2 separate regions of the Mus musculus genome follow, and region 1 is linked to region 2. The links are chromatin loops, found by intact Hi-C in ENCODE. Cell type or tissue: left cerebral cortex. All regions are shown on one strand.

Evidence for each region. A loop is a pair of places that touch in the nucleus more often than their neighbours do. Peaks named below come from ENCODE experiments on the same cell type or tissue, not always from the same donor. Only the 100,000 strongest peaks of a DNase experiment are listed, where the experiment ranks them.
Region 1: a loop joins it to region 2, with 13 times the contacts of the local background. A loop is called at or near these places in 2 of 42 quality-filtered maps.

What each region holds. Positions count from the first base shown.
Region 1 is chr1:153,176,474-153,184,473 of GRCm38, forward strand. The region is part of intron 2 of Lamc2 (laminin, gamma 2); the gene reads right to left. Among named protein-coding and RNA genes, the nearest start is that of Lamc2, 6.0 kb to the right of the region's middle. In left cerebral cortex, no CTCF peak of the experiment used is centred here; a DNase peak (open chromatin) is centred at 4,287; H3K27ac peaks cover 957 bases.
Region 2 is chr1:153,283,830-153,291,829 of GRCm38, forward strand. All of the region lies in intron 1 of Lamc1 (laminin, gamma 1), which reads right to left. Among named protein-coding and RNA genes, the nearest start is that of Lamc1, 45 kb to the right of the region's middle. In left cerebral cortex, a CTCF peak has its summit at 4,326; DNase peaks (open chromatin) are centred at 4,001 and 4,398; H3K27ac peaks cover 272 bases.

The sequences.
Region 1 (8,000 bases), 110 kb before region 2:
TCTTTCTATCATCTATCTTCTATGTATGTATGTATGTATGTATGTATCTACCTATCATCTATCTTCAATGTGTGTATATGTGTATGTATCTATATTTATATCATCTATCTTCTATGTATTTATGTAGGTATGTATGCATCTATCGATCTGTCTATCTATCTATCTATCTATCTATCTATCGATCTATCTATCTAACAACCTATCTATTTATCTACTGCAGTGAGGACTGAGCCTACTGGTCTACCACAGAGTCCTTACATTCTTTTATTTTGACAGCCTCATTCACATCGCCCAGGTTAGTTTTGTATTTGCTCTAATAGCCCAAACAGGCCTTGAAACTGAGGTCCTTCTGCCTCACTTTTCCAAGGAGCTGAGTTGGAAGAACTTCTAGCAGCCTGGCATATACTGTTTAGTTGATATCCTTCTTTCCGATGCTTCTTACGACTCTTGCTTTGTAAAGGAAAGCCATCATGGGGAAGAGTACTGAGTTAGGGTAAGAAAATTTTCAAATAGCCCTTTCCTTTGTTCAAAGAAATTACACTAAACATTAGATGTTAATTTGTCCTCTTAGACACCACCCCCTACTTCAGAGTTAAAGGACGGGTCTCCTATAGCAAACCCTCCCCACTTTGTTTACAATTCTTTTATAATACTGTCAAGCAAGGGATGTCTCAATAGTTCTGACTATGTTAGCATAAAACAACTGAAAGAAAAGGGAGTGAGGGAGGAAGAGAGAGAATGGAATTCAACTAAATGTATGTATGCATGTATGCATGTATGCATGTGTGGATGGATAGATCTACTGCCTTCTCATTTCCAAGAACTCGCCTATCATGAGGTCCTGCAGGAAGAGATTTATCTGGTCTGAACTTGGTAAATAGGGTTTAGGTTAAGAATATTTACTCCCTTTTAAAACACTTGCCACAGGCTTCCAAAAATGCAAGAGCAATGATCAGAGGTGTCCTTTTAGCAGGGCTCTGTTATAATGTGCTCTTTTTTTGTTTTTTGTTTTTTTTTTAAGATTTATTTATTATTACATGTAAGTACACTGTAGCTGTCTTCAGACACACCAGAAGAGGGCATCAGATCTCATTACAGATGGTTGTGAGCCACCATGTGGTTACTGGGATTTGAACTCAGGACCTCCAGAAGAGTAGTTAGTGCTCTTAACTGCTGAGCCATCTCTCCAGCCCCCATAATGTGTTCTTAGATACATTTTTACAACTATTCAAATCACACAATCCTTATGAAATTCCAAAGCAAAACAAGCCTGTCAGTTGTCACTTGGTATCAACTGCACTCAGACTTCAGATCTGAGCTACTTAAGATGAAAACATGACCTTCTGCCATGCTTATGTGTGATAATGAGAGGCTCATGAAGACTTCCTAGTTTGAAAATCTCCTCTATGAGACATCTCTTTCTGAAATCAGAATATTCAATCTAACTAAATAAAACAAAGTATGACTAGTTCACCCTTCAAACTTGTCTTGAACTTTATGGCTTAGTGTGTGAATGTCTGCTTCCAGTTTAATCCCTTTAAAGAATGATACAATTTAGTGTATAATTAGAATACGAGTATTTCCCTCACCAAGAGATCTTTAATGGAATTCCTTTTTTTCCTCTCTCTCTCTCCTCCACTTTTTTTTCCCCCAGATGTATTTTAAGCCAGCATAGCCAAGACTGCTGAGATGTCCCTTGCCTGAGCCATGTGCTGTCCATGCAGTGTGGTTGAGGCCACAGCAGGACACAGAGGATGGACAGGGTTTGAGTGTCTTATGTATCACCCCAGCAATCCTGGATGACAGAACATGAATAAGTCTCTTCAACTGCAAACAGTCCACAGTGACCAAGAGACAAGGAGATGCCCATGGCCACACTCTTCTTTGGAATATGAGCTAAAGAAGGTTCCTACCTTCACTATCAGTGCATTAAACATGTCACAACCTAGGCTTGGAATCATGTGTGTGACTCAGTCTGGTGACCTGGAGTTCTTACCTGGGGCGCCTCCCATAATACTTCATAAGGACACCAGAGCCCAAGGCAGACAAAAATTTCCCCTACATCCCTAATTGATTTTTTTTAAGCAATAAGTTTTCATAGATAAATATCAGCCACAGTTTCTGGCTATCACTACTATATATGCTTTAAAAAGTATGTGTCTACTATGCACTGTGACACGTCTCAGTTTTATCAAGTGAACGGCTGTAATTATTGTGCCTTTATGAGGTTTGGAAAATGTGCATAGAGTGCATTTGCAAGAATCCTACTTGAAAAAAGTCTAAACTTGTATTGCTTGAAGTCAGAAGAATCAATTAATGGGCTCTTGGGGGCTTAGCTACATGTATGCACCCACCAAGGGAAGCAACAAATAGCTGAAGAGAATGGACCATAGATACTCCACCAGGTGGTAGAAGCGACAAGTCCTATACGTCAGTGGGTGAGAACGCTGCTTCTCCACTTTTGCTTCTTAGTCACATGAGCTGTGGCCTTGCCTTGGGTCTCCACAGAGCTCAGAAGGCAAAGATTCCTACCACATCCTGGATGAGGTAAGAGCACAGGTTAGGATCAACACGGGATCCATTGTTATGGAAGAGAAGGTTAAGCCAAGATGAGAAAGGATCTTCAAATGCTGGGAATCCACTTTTACCAAAACCAAAGTTGGGGGTGAACAAAGGACACCAGGTACTCATATGGTGCACAGACATACATGCAGATGAAGCACCCATACATGTAAAGAAAAATAAAATACAAGTGTTAAGTATGTGTATGCACGCCATGTGTGTGCAGGTGACCTCAAAGACCAGAACTGGGCATTGGATCCCTTGGAGCTAGAGTCATGGGCAGTTGTAAGCAACCTGACATGGATGCTGGGAGCTGAAGTCAGCTCCTCTAGAAGAACAACTTCTGCTCTTAACACCTGCACCATCTCTCCAGCCACTGAAATCAATTTAAACAAACATATACAACAAGAATGAGAAATAAGAGGCTGGAAAGATGGCTCTGTGGTTAAGAGTACTTGCTGCTCTTCAAGAGGACCTGGGTTTGGTTCTCAGCACCCATACTGGGTGGCTCACAATCACCTGTAACTCCAGCACCAGGACTCCACAGAAGCAAGTGGCATACAGACACACAGACACACATGTATACACATAAACAAAATGTATTTAAAAGCTTCCATAATCCCCTCTTATGACTAAAACGGAATATATATGTGTATATATATATATATGTGTGTGTGTGTGTGTGTCTGTATATGTATATATATATATATGATAGATAATTTGGGAGGTTGTTTTTGCTTTTTAAAAATGAGAGATAAGCCGGGCGTGGTGGTACACGCCTTTAATCCCAGCACTCCGGAGGCAGAGGCAGGAGGATTTCTGAGTTCGAGGCCAGCCTAGTCTACAAAGTGAGTTCCAGGACAGCCAGGGCTATACAGAGAAACCCTGTCTCGAAAAACCAAAAAAAAAAAAAAAGAGAGAGAGATAAGTCAAGATTACCTTGGGAATTAAAATTAAACATTGATGTACAGGTGAGTCTTGGCCCTGTTACTAACTGTAGGATTCTAGCTAAGGCAGTCTTTGGTTCTCAACTTCCCTGGCATGCATACATGCATTCTTCTTGCTGAACCCAACTTGGCTATGGGAAACCAGGCAGTGATTTTACCTCCCTGATTATCATCATCCTCTCTTAGAAAACAAGAGGTTGCATAGAGATCTCTTAGGTCCACTCTCATTCAGTGTCCAATACACTCTCAGTGCCTGATACACTCTCATTCGGTCCTGTGGGACTAAGCAAGGTTACTTCAGAAGGAATGGAGCTCCTACTTAGGCCCTGCCCTGCTCTGGACAGGGATAAGCATGTGGCTCTAGGAACCAATGGGGATGTGTAAGCCTTTGTTGTAAGACGTCTTCCACATAAAGTGCAGCTCAAGGTTTAGGTAATCTGTCTAGTTTTGAATTCGTTGTGGGAAGTGATTTGGCTGCAATTTGATTTTCTTTTCCAACACAGAAATGCATACTCCCATGATAAATAAAATATAATCTGGACAAGATACAGTTGGGGGTTCTGTAATGGCTCCGCTTTGCCTGAGGAAGGCTGGGACGCAGACCCTTGGCTCCGTGATCTCCACCTCTCCTCCCATGCCACAGAAGGGAAAGACTGCAGCCATTTGTTGGCTGCTGTTGGAGGAACAGCCGCCACACTCGCCTTCTTTCACAGATGTGCTGTGAAGATGCATATGTTTGTTCAGCAGGGAGGGATGTCTGCAGACACATAGTCACCCACAGGCACCGAAAAAGACAGCTTTTGGCTTTGGAGGTGGTTCAAACATTACATCATCTATCTAGGGCTTATGTTACAACACAGCCCCAGGAATGCCTCAGCAATCTGCTAAGCTTCATTTGTAACTAAATTAGAGAATCCCAGAACCCTGGGGCTCTTGGTTCTGTATTGCTCTGAGAGCAATGATTCCGGTCTGGTTTCTTACCTTGCAAATTTCCCCAGAAAAAGAACAAATGTCAGTATGGTTGAGCTACCGAGGACTTAAATGGGAAACATTCCCGGAATTGCCTCAATGGGGTAATCTCATATCCTGACTTTCCCATAAATATGATCACAAGTCAACAGTCTCGTAGACCACTTAAGCTAAATCAACTGCCCCAGTTTAGGATGCCAAAATGAATGTCCCCAGGGGACTTCCCAGCTTACACTGCATCCCAATTCTCTATCCCTGTTGTGTGTGTGTGTGTGTGTGTGTGTGTGTGTGTATTTAATTATTCCTAGCCGGGCATGGTGGCACACACCTTTAATCCCAGCACTTGGGAGCAGAGGCAGGCAGATTTCTGAGTTCGAGGCCAGCCTGGTCTACAAAGTGAGTTCCAGGACAGCCAAGGCTACACAGAGAAACCCTGTCTCGAAAAACAAAACAAAACAAACAAAACAAAACAAAACAAAAACAAAAACAAAAAAAAATTATTCCTGGGGCAGTGTCACATTTAAGTCATTTTTTAAAATCTTATATACTACTTCCTCAATGACTTAAGTGTTATCTGGGGAAGACATTAAGCTAAAATTACCTCACTCAATATATTGGATACTTACCACTAAGAAAAATGCCAAGTCGTCTAACAGAACACCTCATCTCTAATCTCACAATCATGAGTGTTGGAAGCTGTCACAGATAAGTTCAAGGAGACTGCTCTGAAGATCACAACGTGCTCCAGAAATCTTTAAACCCTTTAACTGTTTTAAAAACCCAGTATTTTCAGCTGACAATAGAAAGAGATTCAAAGCCAGGCATAGTAGCTCAAACCTAGATCCTGAACACTCAGAAGATAGAGGCAACAGGTCATGAGCTCCCTGGACCACACAGTGAAACCCTAGCCCTGCCTCCTCAAAAAAAAAAAAAAAAAGGCTCAATGGAATTGAATCACATCTCAAGGTATCTGAAGTAAGAAACTGTGTGGAAATAGCTTTAAGAAGACAAGCATCGGTGCTGGAGAGATGGCTCAGCGGTTAAGAGCACTGACTGCTCTTCCACAGGTCCTGAGTTCCATTCTGAGCAACCACATGGTGGCTCACAACCATCTGTAACATGACATCTGTTGTCCTCTTCTGACGTGTCTGAAGACAGCTACAATGTACTCATATACATTAAATAAATAAATAAATAAATAAATAGAAGAAGAAGAAGAAGAAGAAGAAGAAGAAGAAGAAGAAAGAAGAAGAAGAGGAAGAGGAAGAGGAATAAGAAGAAGAAGAAGAAGAAGAAGAAGAAGAAGAAGAGGAAGAAGAAGAGGAAGAAGAAGAGGAAGAAGAAGAGGAAGAAGAAGAGGAAGAAGAAGAAGAGGAAGAAGAGGAAGAGGAAGAAGAGGAAGAAGAAGAGGAAGAAGAAGAAGAAGAAGAAGAAGAAGAAGAAGAAGAAGAAGAAGAAGAAGAAGAAGAAGAAGGCGACGACGACTACAAACATCTGGATTCTGAGTTTGAGTGTAAATTACCTCATGGATGCAATTATTTCATGAAAGACAAACAAATCAAAAGTATGTCACTTTATATGTTATATGACTTTAAATATATTCATGTGACTCACTAAGTTAAACACAAATGAGACAAATGGCTACTACATATATGCTGCTAAGTGTTTTCAGAATCAGGCTGGCCAGAATATTTTTGGGAGGAAGAGATGAGAGATTCAACTTCCATCAGAAAGTTCAAGGCCACCTTACACGTTTTGGGCATGTTCTTAGGAGCAGAGGATTTGATAAATCACTATGTGATGCGTTCTAGTGAGCAACGAAGAGCAAGGAGGGCTGACATGAAAGCCAAGGGTTGAAATTCTAATCTGGCTTAGGTTTGTGTCTAATGTTTTACCTTCGTTGTTGGGTAAGTCCTGGAGCAGGTCTGCCTGAACAGGATGGAAAGCTTAGCACCTTTCTTGGGCTGTTGAGAAGAGATGAAAGAGAAGCCCTGAAAGTCCCTAGATACAATGTAACAGGTCCTCACAAGTTTATCAGGTACTTAGTGGGTCACCAAGTTCTTTAGATTGTGCCTTCTGAGTTTCCGTAGTCTCTTTCTCCTTGGGTGTTTCACTACCATCATCTCTCCCTTGGATTATTGCAGTGGCCTTTTATTGGCTCTCCTCACTTGACTCTATCCTCTGAGCCCCACAGTGGCCTCTCTAAAAACGTGAACACGCTCAACCACTCCTGCCCACTAACTCTCAGCAACATTTCTTTGCTTACAAGGTGCCCTATACCGCCTATAGCATATAGCTCTTCATAGCCAGATTCGCAGCTACTCTTCTATCACGCTCTTCTCTGCATCTTGATCATCTCTAGCCATACCTCCCCCAGAGATATGATCCAGACCTTTGAGGACACATGCCCCAGTCTCTCACCAAGGCATGGTATGTGTCTCCTACTCATTGCTGCGCATCCGAACTTACAGTACCTGTACTCCAGACTCTCTAACGAAAGTGTGGATGGACCCAGCTGTGCAAGGCAACTCACAATAGCCATCCTTTTGCCAAGTCTGCAAGCTTGCTTACTACTAATGCTTTCATTTAGCAGATGAAGAGCCAGACTTCAAGCAGTTGAAGAGCCTGAAAAGTTACTGAGAACACTGTGATGGCTGAACAAGGATGACCTCCCCATAGGTTCATATATTTGACTGTTTGGTTACCAGCTGGTGGACTATTTGGGAAGGATTAGGGGATGTGGCCTTGTTGGAGGAGGTGTGTCACTGGGAGTGACTTTGAGGTTTCAAAACCCCCCAGCCAGGCCCACTCTCTTCCTCTGCATGCTGCCTACAGATCAGGATGTCAGCTCTCAGCTACTGTGCCCCGCCATGATGAGAATGGACTCGCCCTCTGAAACTGTAAGCAAGCCCCAATTAAATGTTTTCTTTTATAAGCAGCCTTGGTCATGGGGTCTCATTACAGCAATAGAACAGTGACTAAGACAGGCATTAACAAGTGAATAAACCAAAAAATTTTGCCAGGTCAGGCTGACTCTAAAGCCAGTGTTTTAGGTGAGACCAACCCTGTAAGTCTCGGTAATTATATCTTAACCATAATTTCACCTGCAAGAAATAACCAGGAAGCAACATCACGACTTCAGACCTTCGCAGCCCACAGGTGCAGCCCACAGGTGCAGCCCACAGGTGCAGCCCACAGGTGCAGCCCACAGGTGCAGCCCACAGGTGCAGCCCACAGGTGCAGCCCACAGGATGCCTGGATACAGGTCACTTTGGATTAGGACAGGTATCATACCTTTTGCCCAGCTCCTTGTATATCCCAGTGTGACAAAAATGGAAAAATATAAATGATCTACCATAATGACATAGTCTCACTTGGCTCCCAAATAAAGCTGTTTGAGGAGAGAACCTGGTATCTCAAGCAATCTGTCCCTAAGGAAGGGGAAAGTGCGAAAATGAGCCAACACAGAACTTCTGACTTTGTGTTTGGATGGACTGCTTGGGTACAAAGTCTGCTGTTGAA
Region 2 (8,000 bases):
ATTCTTCTTTTTTTTTTAATGTTCAATTCTTTATACCATGAACTGGGAGTAAAACCAGACTGGCTCAACCTTAATCCAAGGTGACGACTTGACTGTCCTAGGCTGTACACATGAAGCAAAGATGGTGTGTTTCTGTCCTCTTTACCACGATGCCTACCTGGGAAAAGCCTTGAACTCTGGATTTCAAACCCTTTGCTCTATGGGGTTGTCAAAACTTTTTGTAGTTAAGAAAATGTTTTTCAAATTGGAAAATGTGCCAGGGCTTATTTTTGTGGCTCCCGCCTTTTGGGAGTTTGATATCCAGAAATTCCCATCCATTTTGTTAGCTCTTTGAGATCACGTCCCCCTCAGAATGATTGTTCTCAGGAATCTAGTTGAATATAATCAGAAACAGAGCCGAGTTCTCTCTGGGAACATGTAAAAAGATAACACATGCTGAAGCTGGCCTAACTCTAGAAATGGATGGTTGGTTTACACTCTTTGAAAACATGGCATTTGTCTTTATAAATTAAAGTATATAATCAGTTCAGTAGATTCAGAAAAGGACTTTTTATCAATATTACTTAATAATAAAAGCCCTACTTTATTAAAGCAAAGATTTCAAAGAAAACTCCCTAAATCTAACAAAAGGTCCCTTTAAAGTGAAAAAATGTTAAGGACACCTAATTTTTTGTTTGTTTGTTTTGTTTTTTGAGATAGGGTCTATGTAGCACAGGCTATCCTAGAATGCACTCTGTAGTTCCTAGACTGGCCTTTCACAGAGAGCTGCCTACCTCAGCCTCCTGAGCACTGGGATTTAAGGTGTGTGCTATGATGCCACACTGACATAACGTTTTGTTGTTACCCTGAAGATCTAGCCAGTGCAGAAAAACAAACTGAGAAAACAGGAGTTGAGCTGAGGGTGGTGGCTGGTGCCCATAATCCCAGCCCTTGGGAGGCTGAGGTATGAGCAATGTTGAAGGTTCAAGGTCAGCCTCAGCTACAGACGGGACTGCCTCAAACCCTCCAAAGAGTCTAAAAAGAACTAGAAATATTTACAGTCATCAAACAAAAGATGCTCAGGCTTTTTAACCTGTGGGATACATTTATAAAACAATAAGATACCAATTTATACCTATGATTGATTACAGGGTATCTCTTGAGCTAACCGTGAGTCTTCACTGTGTTCTGATAAACATAGCACCCCGTATTCACCCCAGCTGGGCATCCTGAGGTGAGCACAAGACTCCACAGACTTTGTCCTAGTCTTGCTGACTTTTCTTCAGGAGACCCCAGGCCACCTACACTTCTGACTGGCTATAAATTTGGGGGTTCTCACATTCCCCAAAGGTTCAAAAACTCAATAGAATAAGTAGATGGCTCCGATTTTTGAATATGGTGTTGTCACAAAGGACACGCACAGATCACAACAGCCAAATGAAGAAACGAAGGACGAAGCGTAACAGAGTTGAAGTTGTGGGACTCTGTGCCATCTTTCCAGGGAACCAGAGGTATCTTCCTCCCATGATATCAACGTCTCCTAGCAACAGGAACTGTCATCTGGCCTTGACAGCTGGTTTTTATCAGGGTTTCATTAAGTACACTTGACTGAATGGTCCCCACCCCCTGCTGTTCTTCTCAAAGATCAAGCTAGTCAAAGCCCACCTCAGTTACATGGTTGAGTCTCTCCGATGCCCAGGCCCCACTAAAGCTATGAAGGATCCCATAGCGAGTCCTCTCACTTAGGAAATAAATGTGCTCCTACCAGAAAATTCCCTAGGATTTAAAACTCTGTGGCAGTAAGTAACTGAAGATAAAGATGAGACAAATATTTCTCAGTACATGCAGTATTGAGTCTACCCTCAGTACTATAGTTTGTATATGGCACAGATTAAAATGATTTTGGAAAATGATTTACATTTAGTAATGTTTGCAGAAGAAAGGTCCACAAAGTCCAGTCACAGTTGGACAGTGCGTGGAAAACCCTGAGAGCTGACGCAAATGAAGCAACTGCATGGCCTCTGTGTCTTCATACAATGGCATCTTCTGGATGAAACTACGTAGCCAGTCTTAAGATCTCAAATATATTTGATTCTTACAGACTTGAATGGAAATGTGTCCTTGTATAAATGAGATATAAAGGAAGATCAAGGATTAAAGTGAATTTAAAAAGGAAAACTTCTATTTTGATTCTATTACAAGGAAGCCCTAGGCGATGGTGTTACAATGGATGCCTTCCAGTCTGCACCACTCAGAGGTCATTCATTTACCCAAAGGTGCTCTTTCATGGCAGTCAGCTTACAAGTCCTATGGAAACAGTCCACATCGCCCAGCTCCAAGCAAGGCTTCCCTCTGGAGACACCCATCCCTCTAGTGTCTTTGCAAAAGGAATGCCACATTGACAGTCCCTGCAAGGAGGGACACCTCACCGGTAACTCCGGGCTTCTAAGAAAGTGGACTCTCAAAGCACTCTTTCCAGTCTCTGCAAGGACCTCTGGGATTAAATACCTCATACCTCATGTCAGTCTATGAACAAGCCGCAACAAGATTTCATCTAGACTCGGAAGCTCACGTGGTCACACTGTCGCAGACATTACCAATCAACAGTAGAGCTACACGAGTTCAGATGGCTCACCGGGTAAGAGCTCTTGCTCCACAAATGAGGACCTGAGCTTAGAGCTGAACACACATTTAAAGTCCAGGCGTGGCCACACTGGTGCCTGTAACATATGTACTGTCCAGGGTGGGGGTGGGAGGACACAGACACAGGCTTTCTGGCTACCATAGCTCCAGGTTCAGTGAGAGAGCCTGTCTCAAAGGTATAAAGGAAAAGTGTAACAGAGTACGGTATCTGACATCCCTCTCTAACCCCCACATATACACGTATGTACAGGCATGCATACTTGTACATATGTGTGTACATGCCACACTCATACACAAGGAGTTCAGAAAGTTAGACTACTTCTACATAATGATTTGTTCTTATTACAAGATAACCTTGTCTATTTTCAAAATATTTTTCTGTATTTTTAAAGAGCATAAGCTGGGGGCTGGAGAGATGGCTCAGTGGTTAAGGGACCATACTGCTCTTACAGAGAACACCAGTTCAGTCCCAGCATCTACACTGAGCAGCTAAGAACCTCCCATAACTCCAGCTCCAGGAGGGTCAGCGGACTCCTCTGGCCTCTGCGAGCATCTGCTCTGACAGACTACACAGAAGTAAAAAGGAATCCTATTTGTTTTTTTGTTTTTCTTAAAGTTTGACTTAAGAGCCAATGTCTATATGAATCTTGGAAGCTGAAGTCACAGAATTGCCAGGAATGCAAGGCCAGCCTCGGCTCCAGTGAGACCCAGCCTCACAAAATTAAAGAAAAGACATTCCCCACAATCACTGACAACCAACTATCTCAGCTCAGACTAATACGTTTCCCACTCATTTATTTATTTCCTACAGCCCAACAACGAGTTGAAGAATTCAGAACCAATCGTTCCTTTGGTCACAACACTGACAGCAACTGATCAATGTGTACCCACGTTTCATGTGTGTTTCCAGTTAGGGATGATGTACTGAATACATGAATTCATTGTCCACACTAAGAGTCACATTTGACAAAGCTTACTTACCAATCGCATTCCCTTCTGGGGGAGCACTTCCCTCCTGTCCTTGGGAGCCTAGTTAACGATTTCAAAATATACTGGGGAGGGGATATCTTAGGCACCAAGTTCAACAGTGAAAAGTACAAATGTGCAATGAATGTTCACACGGGAAAGGTGACCCTCTTATGAGTGTCACCTTTTGAAAGAAGCAGTCCACAAGTCAATGTTGGTGCAACACTCATCAGACTTGTGTAAGAGTAGGAATGTCATTGTTCAACATTCTGAGCATGGGACCTAAGGGGTAAAGAGAGGGCTGGAATCTAGCTCCCCAGAACCGACATAAGTAGGCATGAGAGCTCCGGTCTGTAATCTCAGCACTCCTGCAAGAAGATGGGAGGGAGAGACAGGAGAATGCCCAGGAGCACGTGGGCCAGCTCTCCTGGTATATGCTGCTTCAAACCAGACTATGTCTCAAAGTGGAAGGTGGTGACCAACACCCAGAGGATGCCCTCTGACCTCCACACATACGCCCACATTCTCACACACACACACACACACACACACACACACACACACACACACACACACACCAATTTTCAAAAAGGCTTGGGAGCAGCCTTTTGTGACAAATCCAAAGAAAACAAAACCAAAAACCAAAACCAAAGGCACCCTGCTTCCTGACAGTACAAAACCTGATACCTTAACTAGACAGTCTTTAATGGTGTTGTTACTTTGTATAGCGCCACAGCAGGTGGCAGGCTGTGCTGAAACAGGAAGTGAGAACAAGCACCTCCCACACACTCACACACCATCTCAGGCAATACATCCACGGATCCCACACTTTACCTTCCAGCAGGCCCGCTTCTGTAGGATTCTTCTCTTTCAGCTCACCCCGCCCACTGCTCAGTAACTCTTCCACCTGTCCTACAATTCTTTACATACTAATGGATCTGCCACAGATGCCATGACAGAGGTACTGAAAACTCCCACTGAAGACTTTGAGAAAAACCCCACAGAATTCAAGCAGGAAAAAAAAATCCTTCAACCTTTATAGTTTATAAAACGTTACATTATGAACAACGTCAAATTACTGGTTGAAAAAATAGCTCTGGGCTGGAGAGATGGCTCAGTGGACGGACTCAAGAGCACGCTCTTCCAGAGGTCCTGAGTTCAATTCCCAGCAACCACATGGTGGCTCACAACCGTTTGTAACGGGATCTGATGACCTCTTCTGATGTGTCTGAAGACAGCTACAGTGTAGCCATATACATAAAATAAATCTTTAAAAACAAGGCTCCTTTCCCCTCACCGCTTCCGGTGAGTAAGTGCTCCCTGATTACTACTCTACCTTCAACTAGAAACAAAAGCCCGATCATTTCCTCCCCTTACTCAGAATACTTCAGTTCTCCAAAGGACTCAGGGAAGGGTAGACACACTCTGTAACAAGGGTATAAACACTGGCCAAGTGTCGTCCTTAACGCTATAATCCAGAATATTCATTCACCTGCCCACTCACTGAATCACTCTTGATGACTTATGAACTTAACGAAGCTTCTTCCATGTGCGGGGCATGGGTATCCCAAACTGCTCCGGCTTACTCAAATGGGCCATTCTCTCCTGGGATCAGGACCTTGGTCCACGAGGTCTAACTCAACAACTTTCCTACCTCATTTTACTTCAACTTCTATGACCACTATGATGGCACCTAGAAATGTCTTCGGAAAACAAAGTCAGGATCTGCAGGAATTAGACCAAGATTGGCAAAGAGACCTTCTCTGGACCACGGTACTGGCAAGGGCTCTCCTCTCAAACTCACAATGTCTGCTACTGATCGGCAACCGAGACTTAGTGGATTAGCTGCCTGGGTTCTGAACTGGGTGACTATCTGCATTTCCCTGGCTTTCACAGCAATCCAGTTGGACTACAAACACTCACCTTTAAAAGGAAGCACTCTTCATCTTCAGCAGTGGGCACCCATTAACTACACATGCACATTCTCATATTCTCATATTCTCTCTCTCTCTCTCTTTCCCCTTCCACCCCCATCCCAAATCTCCTTGAAACAACAAAGAAAGTTAGCCTCCAAATGGTAACACTAAGTAAAATAAAATACTAAGTAAATAAAATTCACTTTTGCTGAATCTCTCATCACACAAAATAGTAGGACATTAAGGTAAATTTATATTTCCTTACCTTGTTCTTGCTTCCAACATGCATTAGCACGACAAATAATAAAATTCTTGGACTTGGGGTTGTTGTTGTTGTTGTTATAAGAATCCTATCTATCCTAGGCTGACCTCAAACTCCGAAAGAAAGACAGCCTTGAACTTCTGACCCTTCTGCCTCCATCATCAAATACAAAGTTTACGAGCATACACCACCATAGCCAGTTGTGGTGGTTTGAATGGGAACAGGCCCCACAGGCTCATTTGTTTGAATACTTGGTTCTCAGTTGGTAGAACTGTTTGGGAAGGACTGGGAGGCATAGCTTTACAGGAGGGAGTATGTCACTAGGGGCCAAGCCAGGGTTTCAGAAGACTTTCCCAGTGTGCTCTCTGCCTCCTGCTTACAGTGGAGACCTGAGCTCTCGCCTGTTCTGGCTGCCATTCCTTTACTCCACATCCACGCACTTTCCCCGCCTTCTGAAACCATAAGCACAATTATCCAGCTTTCTTTTGTAAGTTGCCTTGGTCATAGCGTTTTATCACATATAGAAAAGTGACTTGGGACACCAGTTTATGTGATTCTAGGGATTGAATCCGAGGGCTTGGTGCCCAGGAAACAAGCACTCTACCAATCGAGTTCCATCCCCAGTACCCAGAACTTAGTGTTTTCCACTAGGCTTTTCTGTGCAAAAAATACAAGTTAAAATGCTTATATGGACAGTTTACAAAAAACAAACAGCGTCCTAGCTGATGGTGGTGGCACATGCCTGTAATCCTAGCACTTGGGGGTGGGGGCAAGTGGATCTCTCTGTGAGTTCAAGACCAGCCTGGTCTACAGTGAGTTCCAGGACAGCCAGGTCTGCTTACACAGAGAAATGCTGTCTCAAAACAAACAAACAAACAAACAAACAAACAAAACCCAAAACACAAAAACAAAACAAACAAACAAAAAAACCAATCATGACCAGAGTTCTTCAGAAACTGACACAACATGAAACCTTGAAACAGTATAGTTTGTAATATGAAAATGTTATTAAATTTTAAAATATGTAGACCAATAAAATAAAGTGTATGGACCAGACAATGTTCAGCTTTGATTTAAATTTAGGAGGAAGGGGTTGATGTAGGTTCTCTCTATATAACCCTGGCTACCCCGAATTCACCTTAGGTTAGCCTTGAACTCAAACAGCGCTGCCTGCCTCTACTCTGATTAAAGACATGAGTCCCTACAACCAGCTGAATTTTGGGTTGATTTGGTTTTGTTTTTGTTTTTTGGGGGCAGAGTTTCTCTTGGCTATCTTGGAACTTGCTCTGTAGACCAGGCTCTTCACAGAGCTCTGAGTACTGGGATTAAAGGTAGGCTTGCACCACCTGCTTAAACCTATACTCTCCCCTATACTCAGTCTTTCAAAAGTGGGCTTACAATGATCATTTACATGTTCAAAGTTAAACTGCCAATTGGTGAGGGATGTCGACATTTGTAAGCACAGTGCATCACCCTCCGGTACATAGAGAACAGAGAAATGTGACTTGAACCCAGGCAGCTGGGCTGTAAGACTCTCAGCATCTCTAGCCAGGCACCATGAGCCTTTCCTGCGTTTTCTCAATCCGCTTCCTCAAACAAACTGTAGTCATAGTTAAATATATTCCAGTTAATGCCCAAGGAAAACGGTAACGGCTATGCTCGGAACCCTGAAGAACAGGGATAAAATGTACAGTGTTGTTTATTTATTATAAACCAGTAAATCTGGTTCTGGCTTGATCTCAAACTACTTTTGCTTTTTGTAACAAAGACAAAATTAAGAAATCACTAGCAGGGGAAAAATAACACTAATATTTATAATTAGTACTAATTAGACTAATTAGTATTAAAAGCACTAAAAGTATAAATTAGTATATTAGTATTAAAAATAATACTAATAAAATGCTCTTGTGGGCTGAAACTGTATGTAAGTGTCAGAGAACATTTGGAAGTGTGTGGTATCGCGATAATAACAGGAAGTGTTGTAAAAACAGTAAGCACAGATCGGATTTCGTTCATACTGCTGACAGTTCACACTACACTAATAATGAATGGGTTTAGGTGGGAAACTGGAAGGTGAAAGCTGGGGATACACAAGGTCATACATTTAATTCAAAGCACCTGGGGGGGGGGAGGGGTTAATAAATCAGACCTTGAGCTAACCACAGAAGGTAAGGGAAATTTCTATTGCCATTTGTAGGTATCCCTTCTTATTCTAGAAACGCCAGATCCCACCT